Regions from separate parts of the Homo sapiens genome. Here regions 2, 3 and 4 are each linked to region 1. The links are chromatin loops, found by intact Hi-C in ENCODE. Cell type or tissue: mammary epithelial cell. All regions are shown on one strand. Region 1 has its middle 64 kb from the start of LINC00494. Region 2 overlaps LOC107985436 (a long non-coding RNA gene). Region 3 holds the start of LOC107985401 (a long non-coding RNA gene). Region 4 has its middle 30 kb from the start of MIR3616.

Region 1 (2,500 bases):
CCACTTTAGCTTCCACCTGTCATGGTGATTTTCTAGAAATGTGTCAAGATGAAGGCTGGGGCCCTGAGCAAATACAATGTGCAGACACCACTGTATTCACAGAAGGGAAACATAGCATTTGAGAGAATTAGCTGTTTCTTATTTTAAGCTGCTGAGATTTGGGGATCTTTTAACTGCCCATAAGCCATCCCAATTAACACACAGAGTCATTTACAAATCATTAAAGCCTCTGATGTTAAATCTGTGAATTGAAATGTTCTACAATGTGCAAATCACTTTGGTAACTTTTTTTTTTTTCATCTAGAAAAACTCAGTCCTTCGTCAGCTCTGAATTGTGGTGGTAAACTCCTGGGTTCTATCTGAAGTCAAATACCAAGGAGAAGGTGCAAGCTTCGCCTTCTGGAATAAATTCAGTGAACTGCCAAGCTTCCATTCTCTCTCCTTGGTACTTGACTTCAGACAGGACCCGGGAGTTTACCACCACGATGTTTCCTGCTGCCTGCTGTAGCCCTCTGAGCCCTGGGTCTGTGCTCACTATGCTGATCCTGGCGACCATGACCTCAGTGACATTTCTCAAAAATCCCATTTTCTGCTTTGACCTAGGGTCAGAGACACACTCAATAAGCAAGCCTGGTGTCCATCAAACGTTGCTTTAAATAAGAACATAAACTTAAAGGTCTTTACAAGAGAAATGGCATGTGCAGCTAATGGAGACCAGAGAAAGAGTTATTAGTCCAGGAAATCAGGAAAACTGATTAGCAAGACGAAAGGACATGGCCTGAAATCCAACTAAGCAGTGACAGATGCAGATATTATTCTGCAGGTGTTAGTTCATCCTGCTTAAATAGCAAGGCCTGAAGGCTGGTGGGATCCTTCACTCCTTTACGTTGACAACAACAACAAAAAAACACCAAAACTCAAATTTAGATAATCATCAATTGCAGAACAATTAAAAATTATCTTTGTAACCAGAAAACTATTTTTCTCTCCCTGCATGTAATTGTCTGCCCTTTGTCTGAGGCCTTAACAGATCAGAGGTCAAGCATTCTTAAGCTTTGAGTGGAACCAGAGCACTCAATCCAGCATCAAAGTCCTGAATGAGGTCGGCTCCTCCTGGAAAATTTTTGAAAGTACACGTCATCGCATTCCGATGATTCTGGCCTTAAATTTTCCTTCCATTTCTTAGCTGAAGGCCTAATTGAAAACAGCCAAAGCTAGTTGGGTGCTCTGTCTTAAAGGTAAAGAAGGACACCTTCAGGAGAAAGGAGGGAAGAGAGCTGATAGCTTGATGACTCTTCTTGCTGAACCAGCTGAATCTAAGGACTGAGTAGTAACCGGCCACACAGTATAATTTTAGGGACCCTCTAAGTACCACTGGACTGCTGTGTGCCTTCAATACTACCATTATTGCTCCTTTCAGGTGAAGGCACTGAATACTCCTTTTAAAGTAAAAACATCATATAATTGGAAGATTTAATCAGTCAGCACTCTTGGTTGCATGCAACAGAAAACGAGTTAAATAGCTTTAAATGAAAGAATTTTATTACATCAGGTGACTAAAATGTGCCAGGAATGCCTTGTTCGTTGCAGGCACAGCTGGATCTAGAGGCTGCAATGATGTCATCAGGTCCGGACGAGTGTCTCCTGGCCTCTTGGCTCTTCTTTTTCCCTCTCAGGACCATTCTTAGAGAGTATCTCCTGTCATGGCTGAGGACAGATTCAGCCCGGCAGAAAAGAGCCTCTGCTGCTCTCAGAAGCCACAATAAAAGGCCTGTTGCATCTCATTGGCCCCAAGTGTGTCACATGCACCCAGGCACTGGAACATTCATGGCAGCTTTGTTTGTCTGTGATCATGAAAAACACAGAGCCAGCCCGGATGTCCACCAGCTGGAGCTCATGGCGTGGAGTACTCTACAGAGGTTAAAATAAACTGGAAAAGTGGTCATACATGAAAATGCAGTGAAAGTGAAATACACGAGCATAGTAAACCTAAAGTTCAGGTGTGATTCTCAGAGGGAGGGAGGCAAACATGATGGTGGAGAGTTACACTAGAAGCTTCCACTGTGCTTGTAAAGTTTGATATCCTTTGTGAAATGGTTTGTTGCAGAATAGTTTTCTATGCACCTAAAATGCTTTTGAAAATTCAAGCCACAAATACCCAACCCACACTCAGCGTATCATCTTTGCCCTGAAATGATGTCTGTCCCACGTGAGTCTGTGCATCTTGTTAGATAACCTCAGAAACATGAGAACACTCGACTCGTTCTCCTTAGCAGCAGGCTCCTGCTAGCTCCGTTCTCCTGGATCCCTTTGGATTTGTCTTGCTGGGTTGTTGGGGAGTGGAGACGCCCTCCTCCCTGAAGCGTTTCCTCACATGGTGATTTGTCTATTGTGCATCAGTCAGGATCCCGGGAGGACCTGCAGGTGCAGCCACCTCCCCACAGGGACAGAACCAGATCCAGCTGCCGAGAACCAGGAGACCCAATGTCAGGTGCAATTC
Region 2 (2,500 bases), 300 kb before region 1:
CATGGAATATTGAGGTGCAAGGGGCCCTTGGAGTTGCCCTGTTGTTGGGGTGGGTACCTCAGTGAGTGAGGTCCTGCAGGGAGGCTGGGCTATGAGCCCCTGCACTCGGCATCAGGACTCAACTCCTCTGGTCTGTCTGGAGTCCTTCCTGGGCATTACCCTGACTTCTGAGCCCCTGCACTCGGCGTCAGGACTTGACTCCTCTGGTCTGTCTGGGGTCCTTCCTGGGCATTACCCTGACTTCTGGGCCCCACTCATGACAGAGATCTTTTTATACAGATGACTTTCTTGCTGGACGTCATCTTAGCCTCCTTTTTTTGTGCAACAGTTTAGAAGCTCCATTAAGAAAAAAAAAAACTTTATTTTTTAGAAGTGGACTAATACATACCTCAAACTGTCAACCCACATTGTGATGGTGGAGCCATGGGGGTCTCCAGGAAGTGGATTATTCCCTAGACCCCTCTCTTCCAGAGAAGTGCATGGTGTATGTGTGTGCATATGTCTATGTGCACTGGGGTGTGTGCCTGTGAGCACGTGTGCAGGGTGTGTGTGTGTGTGTGTGTGCGTGCACATGTGTACATATGTGGAGGCCAGAGAAGTTCCATTTCGGAAGTGAATCCACCATGTTGGCTTCTGATTACTCCCAGTTTCAGGAAGACTTCTAAGATTTTCAGTTTATCTATTGTTCCTTGTGTAAGAGCAGGTACTTACTGTAAATCCTGCCCTTAGTTCAAACAACCTTGATGTTATCTTACTTCAATAGTTCTACACATCCCTTCTGAATCACCCCTTCCCTGTGGGTCTGGGGAGTAATGGTGTGGGGATGCATCACCTTGTCTCACCTCCAACCAGGAGACAGACATGGCTTTTGTTTGCACATCCCTATTACATGTTTCTTCCTAAGAAACTGGATTTGTCAGCCTCTCTGTTCATCCTTTCAGCTTCCTCGGAATTTTGAGGGTAGGCTTGCATAGGCCTGGCTGCTGTGGAACAGTGTGCTTGTGTGAGCACGTGTGTTTTGCCTCTTCTGTTAGCATGATGGCCCTGGAGGCCAGCTCTCTGCATCCATTTTCTCTGTGAGTCCTGCAGCCCCCATCCTTAGGAGTTAACAGTGTCTGGTTTAACTCAGGTGTATGGGAAGAGAGCTGGAAGACGAGTCAATTACTTTTTCAAGTCTAGACCATCCAGACTGACTAAGAAAGGTGAAATATTTCATCATGAAAACATTTGGAGATCTGAAGATGGGTCCACGGCAGGATCACGTTCCCCTCGCCACTGAGATTGGTTCACAGGTGATCACATAACCCAGGGCTAAGCCAATGAATGCACAGTATTCCCCTTAGCCACTGGAATTGGTTCAGAATTGATCCAATCAGAGTGAAGACAGAACTTTTTCAATTGTAATAGACTATTTTTTGGAGCAGTTTTAGATTAACAGCAAAATCAGCAGAAGGTTTCGGAGGATTTTCACATATCCCTGGCCCCCTCACCTGTACATCTTCCCCATCAACATCTCACACCAGAGTGACACATTTGCTAAAATCGATGAACCTACATTGACACATCATTATCATCCAAAGACTATAGTTCACATTAGGCTCCATTCTTCGTTTTATACATTCTATGGGTTTGGATACATGTACAGTGACATATGTTCATCCTTATAATATTACACAGAGTATTTTCACTGCCCTAAAAATCCTTTGTGCTACACCTGTTCATTGCTCCCTTTCCCCAATCCCTCGCAACCACTAATTTTCTGATCTTCTGTCATAGTTTTGCCGTTTCTATAATGTTGTATGGTTGGAATCATATAGTACATGGCCTTTCAGGCTGGTTTCTTTCATTTAGCCATAGGCTTTGAGGGTTCCTTCTTGTCTTTTCATGTCTTGATTGCTCATTTCTTTTTGGTGCTGAATAATATTCCATTATCTGGATTTATCACAGTTTATTTATCCATTTGCCTACTGTAGGACATCTTGGTTGCTTTTAAGTTTTGACAACTATGAATGAAGCTGCTGTAAATATCCATAAGCAGGGCTTTTTTTGTGAACATGAGCTTTTAACTCATTTGGGTAAATAGCAAGGGGCATGACTGCTGCTGGATCGTATGGTAAGAGCAGGTTTAGTTTTGCAAGAAACTGACAAATTGTCTTCCACAGTAGCTGTACCATTTTGCATTCCTGCCAGCAGTAAATTAGAGCTCTTATTGCTCCACATCCTCATCAGCATTTGTTGTCAGAGTTTTGGATTTTCTCTATTTTAATAGGTGGTTACTGGTATCTAATTTTTTTTTTTTTTAATAGAGACGAGGCCTCCCTACATTGCCCAATCTGGTCTCAAACTCCTGGGCTCAAGGGATCTTCCCATCTCGGCCTCCCAAAGTGTTGGAATTACAGGTATGAGGCACCGGGGCCAGTCTCATTGTTTTAATTTGCATTTCCCTAATTGCGTACTACAGCGGGCATCTTTTTATATGCTTATTTGCCATCTGTACGTC
Region 3 (2,500 bases), 500 kb before region 1:
CTGACGCCGAAAAGTGCACATTTATGAATCAAGGGTTAGTTTGGGAGGGAGGAGAATTATAAACGGGTATAATTGCAGTCTCCTGGGGGCTGCTTATGAGTGATTTCAAAGAATGATGATGTTTATTCTGAATTCTTACCAGTGAAAGACAGTAGGGCTGCCTCCAGTTAAGATACTGTTCTAAGAACGCAGATAACAGGACAATTTGTCTAGTTGCTTACCACACTAGTGGTTTTCCTTTGGATAAGCAGGCAAGAAAGATTAAAGATGTGGGTTCCACATATTTTGTGATGTGATGAAATCCAGGCACACAGACAGCATCAGCAAATGTGCAATTGAATATTAAAATGAGTAATGTGGCCCCAGGCAGCACAGCTGCAGATCTCTGTGGACAAGGGAGAGTGCTTGGAACTCTGTTGGATGATAGTTTTCTCAGGGGGAAAAGCAGGATCCATTTGACCATTAGTGCAATTCACTTTAGGGCTCTCTCTGGAACAGTGCATCTAGTTTTGCAATCGTATTTCAGAAAAATCACCTTTAAGCTTTGATCATAATTAATTAATCAATTATGATGAATGTTGATGGTGATTTAGTAAAAGTGGAATGATGACTTAGGGCCCCCCCAGGGCTGAGGTTTCTAACGAACCTAGGCTCTGCCTCCACTGTCTGGCCCCTCCTTGGCTGATCTTCCCGGGCCTCAGTTTCATCTTAAGAATGAGGATAATATCGAGGACATTGCTGGCTGTCATGTGGATTAAGTGAGATTGATAAAGGTAAAACGCACACACAACGCCTGGCTGGAAGGTACACAATGAGTGTTCACTAAATCAGAATTGGAAACATGCTGTCTTGTGCTCCTGAGAGAGATACTCCTTCATGGTCTGCAAAGCCAGACTTTGAAATCCAGGGCAGTTGAGGCAATGATGCCAAAGGAAACCAGATCACGCCACTCTTCAGCCTAAAATCTCCTCCTCTTAGATGGAGACGCGATCCTGCTCCTGCCTGGCACTCCAACATCTTTCGCTGCTGTCTTGCTTCCATTTTTATTATGACAATTTCACATGGAAAAGTTGAAAGAATAGTACAGTGGACACACTTATACTCTCCACCTAGAATCAACAGTTGCTAATATTTTGCCATGTGTGCTTTATAAGTTGCAGAAACATTTGAGAGGTGGTTGCAGACATGATGACACATTACCCCTCAGGACTTGGGCAGGCATCTCCTAAGAATCAGTTGTTTTCCCAGGTGACCTCCCTATTATTATCACACCAAAGGAAAGGAACAGTAATTCCGTAATCACTCCCTTGCTCACAGAGACACAAAGGTATCTTTCACTTTGTTCCTCAAGCCTTTTCCTGCCTCAGGGCCTTTGCACTTTCTGTGGCCTCTCCCTGGCATCTCTCTCCCCAGATTGTGCTCCAAAAACTCTTTCTCATTACTTGGGTTTCAGCATAATGTCACCCCTTGGGAGAGTTTGTCCCTGTCTGTTTCACCTAAAAATGCTTCCCAATCACTCTATCCTCCCTCCCCATTTTAGCGTCTTCCTATGACATACCACTATCTGAAATTCTGGTTTTATTTTCTGTCTGTGACTGCGGTCTATGTCCCCCTCCCCACTCCCCACCCACACTACCTGCAGGAGAGCAGGGGCCGTGGCCATTTGTTCACTGTTGTAGCTGCAGTGCCCAGAACACTGTCTTGCATGGAGTAGACACTCGACAGATATTTGTTAAATGAAGGAATGAATATCCCATATGTGATGTTTTCAAACAGAAGAGGTGGTAAAATGGAGGGACTGGACCCTAGTTTTTAGAGATAAATCCACACAGCTTCAATCCCAGTGCTACCACGCACCAACTGTGTGTTACTGTGGGCCTGTGTTCCTTAAACTCACCTGCCAAATAGGGACAATGACAATCATCTCTCCACCTTCTAGGACTGTTGCGAGTTATTAATGAGCTTATATACCAAGAGCGTAGAACAGAATCTGGCATCTAACGCCAACCTTTCATAAGCACTTACGATTAATGTTGAATAGGCTGGCCAGAGGCCCATGATTTTAAGCACCACTGGCTGTTCACAGGCTCACACAGAAACTGTCTCCAAGCACAATGCCCCTGGGAGAACTTCTTGGAAGTGCTGATGCTGCCCTGTGTGAGACCAGCTAGGTCAACATTTGCCTGGAAAAAGCTCTGGTTGTTTACAGCAGGCATCTGGGCTGATGAGTCAGGGCCTGTGGTTAGACATTTTGATTCTCACCCCTGAGACCAGCCCTTGGAAGCTCACACAGGAGCCGAGGCAGGGAACCTGGAGAGAAGAGGACAAACAGAGACTTCCCTCTGCTAAATGAGAGTGAATCCGCTGGCAAAGGTCTGACTCTGCGGATTCCCTCCCACTCCACTCTGGTAGGTAGACTCTGTTGTGAATTTTACCTTATTACTGGCCTGTACTTTTTTTTTCTTTTTGGCAAGGTCTTGCTCTGTTGCCCGGGCTGGAG
Region 4 (2,500 bases), 1.1 Mb before region 1:
TCTTGGAGGCCTACTTTAGCCAACTTCAAGAAGACCTGTTGAAAGGGGTCCCAAGAAGAACTTCTTGACAGAGATGGCAGTATCTCTCCAGGGAACATTCAGGGGCCATAAAGGGGTCTTGGTGCTTGCCCAGGAGGTAAAATATTGAGGATCTTTTTGCTGGCTGAGATTTTAACTTTTAGGGCACACAGCATGGTACTGTTAGCTCAAAGAAGGAGGCTGCTTTCTTCCCCAGTACAGAGTCACTTCAGACAGTGCCTGGAGTCCGGAAGCAAGCATTGGGCTGATGCAGTGCAGACTCCCCCGAAAAGCATTTGCTGTGGACTCGCTGGTCACCTCTAAGGAGGTGACACTTGAACTCAGACCAGTACAACAAGAAAGGCCAGGGACAGCATTCCAGGGAGAGGTGCAGGAAATACACGGTTCCAGGCAGGACAAAGGAAGGAAAGGAAGCCGGTGTGGCTGGAGGCCAAGGCCAAGGTCAGAGGGTGCGAGCATGATAGGGCGCAAGGGCAAGGCCCGGCCAGATGTCGTGGGACCCTATTCATTTTGGATTTTAAATTGTATTCTAAATCCAGTGACAAGATATCAGAAGGTTTTAAGCAGGGTGCTTAAAACCAATCAGGTTTTAAACAGGAGGGTGCTGTGATATGATTGATATTCTCAAAATCACCCTGGCTGCCATGGAAAGAATGGCTAGAAGGGGCAGGATGAAGCGTCTGGGCAAGGGATTCCTTCATACATTTTAAATTTTTTTTATTTTATAATTAATATAAAGTCTATTGCACAAATCTCAAATCTCAAGTATTTTTACGTATGATTATGCTGGGATAATTACAGCACCCAGATCAAGATGGAAAACGTTTCCAGGCAAAAGGCTGGCTCCCTCGCACCCCTGCCCAGTCTATATCCGCATTCCATGACTGTTCCGGTTCCTGTCGCTAAGGTAGTTTGGCCAGATCTAGAACTTCATATAAATGGACTCAGAGCGTAATCTTTGGTGCCTGGCTTCTTTGACTCAGAATGTTTTTGAGGTGTACCCATGTTGTGGCACGGACCTGTGGTTCATTCTGGCAAGAGGAGAATTCGCGTTAAAAACGATGGACCATTTTTCCCTAATATTTTGAGCCCCATGATGCAAGCTCAGCGCCCGAGAAGCTGTGCTCATCTGCAACCACCAGGGGGCAGTGCGGCCCCACAGCTGACCCAGCCGCCCGCAGGTGCCACTTGAAGTGGGACCCGGAAAGAGCAATAACGCAAGCCTTCCGAGAAAGGATTCTCAAGGCGTCTGCTTTGGGCTGCGCCGGGCTACAGGGATTGCTCTGATGATACTGCAGCACCGTCGACGATATGTTAGGCCCAAGAGGTCATGGTAAGGTGACCTTCTACAGTGACCATAGTGGTGGCCTCGGTTGACACAATGTCTATGCAGGAGGCAGATGGACGCTGTGGTGGCCTCGAGAGTGGCCCAGCCACCTACAGGGCTGGGAAACGCTGTTCCTGCACTCTGCCCAGCTTTAGACATGGGCCGCGCCAGTGTTTAATAATGTAATTGTAACAATGGCTTCAATTGTCTGGGAGAAATGTTAGGTTGGTAGGTTGGTTGGTTGGTTGGTTTGAGATAGGGTCTCACTTTGTTGCCCAGGCTGGAGTCAAGTGGTGCGACCGCAGCTTCCTCGACCTCCCAGGCTCAAGTGATCCTCCTACCTCAGCCTCCTGAGTAGCTGGGACTACAGCCGTGCACCACCACACCTGGCTGAATTTTTTGTATTTTTTGTGGAGATTTTGCCATGTTGACCAGGCTGGTCTCAAACTCCTGGGCTCAAGCAATTCACCCACCTCAGCCTCCCAAAGTGCTGGGATTACAGGCATGAGCCACCGAGCCCAGCCGGATTTATTTTTATATCCTGAAGTTCATCTGAGAGTGATGATAATCCGGCTCTAGCCAAATGCTGATTTTATAATTCAACCATTTGGCCGTGTGCAGTGGCTTACACCTATAATTCCCAGCATTTTGGGAGGCTGAATCGGGAGGATCGCTTGAGCCCCAGAAGTTTGAGGCTGCAGTCACAATCACATCACTGCCCTCCAGCCTAGGTGACAGAGAAAGGCAAGACCATGTATCAAAAATCTCAAAAAAAGGCTGAAGCAGGTGGATCACTTGAGGTCATCAGTTCGAGACCAGCCTGGCCAACATGGTGAAACCCCGTCTCTACTAAAAATACAAAAAAAATTAGCTGGGCATGGTGGTGCATGCCTGTAATCCCGGCTACTCGGGAGGCTGAGGCAAGAGAATTGCCTGAACCCAAGAGGCGGAGATTGCAGTGAGTCGAGATCACGCCACTTCACTCCAGCCTGGGCGACAGAGCGAGACTCCATCTCAAAAAAGAAAAAAAAATAAATTCAACCATTAAGTATTTGGTATTTGTTTGGGGTTTTGGTTTTATTTTGAGACAGAGTCTCGCTCTGTCGCCCAGGCTGGAGTGCAGTGACATGATCT

The links. A loop is a pair of places that touch in the nucleus more often than their neighbours do. Peaks named below come from ENCODE experiments on the same cell type or tissue, not always from the same donor. Only the 100,000 strongest peaks of a DNase experiment are listed, where the experiment ranks them.
Region 2: it touches region 1 in a loop (2.8-fold over the local background); 3 of 110 quality-filtered maps call a loop at or near these places.
Region 3: a loop joins it to region 1, with 11 times the contacts of the local background. A loop is called at or near these places in 35 of 110 quality-filtered maps.
Region 4: it touches region 1 in a loop (11-fold over the local background); 2 of 110 quality-filtered maps call a loop at or near these places.

What each region holds. Positions count from the first base shown.
Region 1 is chr20:48,294,547-48,297,046 of GRCh38, forward strand. No RefSeq gene overlaps it. Among named protein-coding and RNA genes, the nearest start is that of LINC00494, 64 kb to the right of the region's middle. RefSeq lists enhancers at 102-847, 848-1,591, 1,592-2,336. In mammary epithelial cell, a CTCF peak has its summit at 1,250; a DNase peak (open chromatin) is centred at 1,165; H3K27ac peaks cover 289 bases.
Region 2 is chr20:47,993,456-47,995,955 of GRCh38, forward strand. All of the region lies in intron 1 of LOC107985436 (a long non-coding RNA gene), which reads left to right. Among named protein-coding and RNA genes, the nearest start is that of LINC01522, 4.6 kb to the left of the region's middle. RefSeq lists an enhancer at 1-117. In mammary epithelial cell, no CTCF peak of the experiment used is centred here; no DNase peak of the experiment used is centred here.
Region 3 is chr20:47,790,045-47,792,544 of GRCh38, forward strand. The region is part of intron 2 of LOC124904921 (a long non-coding RNA gene); the gene reads right to left. LOC107985401 (a long non-coding RNA gene) reads left to right here and starts at 2,091. Exons shown (of 2, transcript XR_001754648.3): 1 at 2,091-2,408. In mammary epithelial cell, no CTCF peak of the experiment used is centred here; DNase peaks (open chromatin) are centred at 327, 1,267 and 2,217; H3K27ac peaks cover 2,500 bases.
Region 4 is chr20:47,195,356-47,197,855 of GRCh38, forward strand. No RefSeq gene overlaps it. Among named protein-coding and RNA genes, the nearest start is that of MIR3616, 30 kb to the left of the region's middle. In mammary epithelial cell, a CTCF peak has its summit at 1,179 (motif pointing right); no DNase peak of the experiment used is centred here.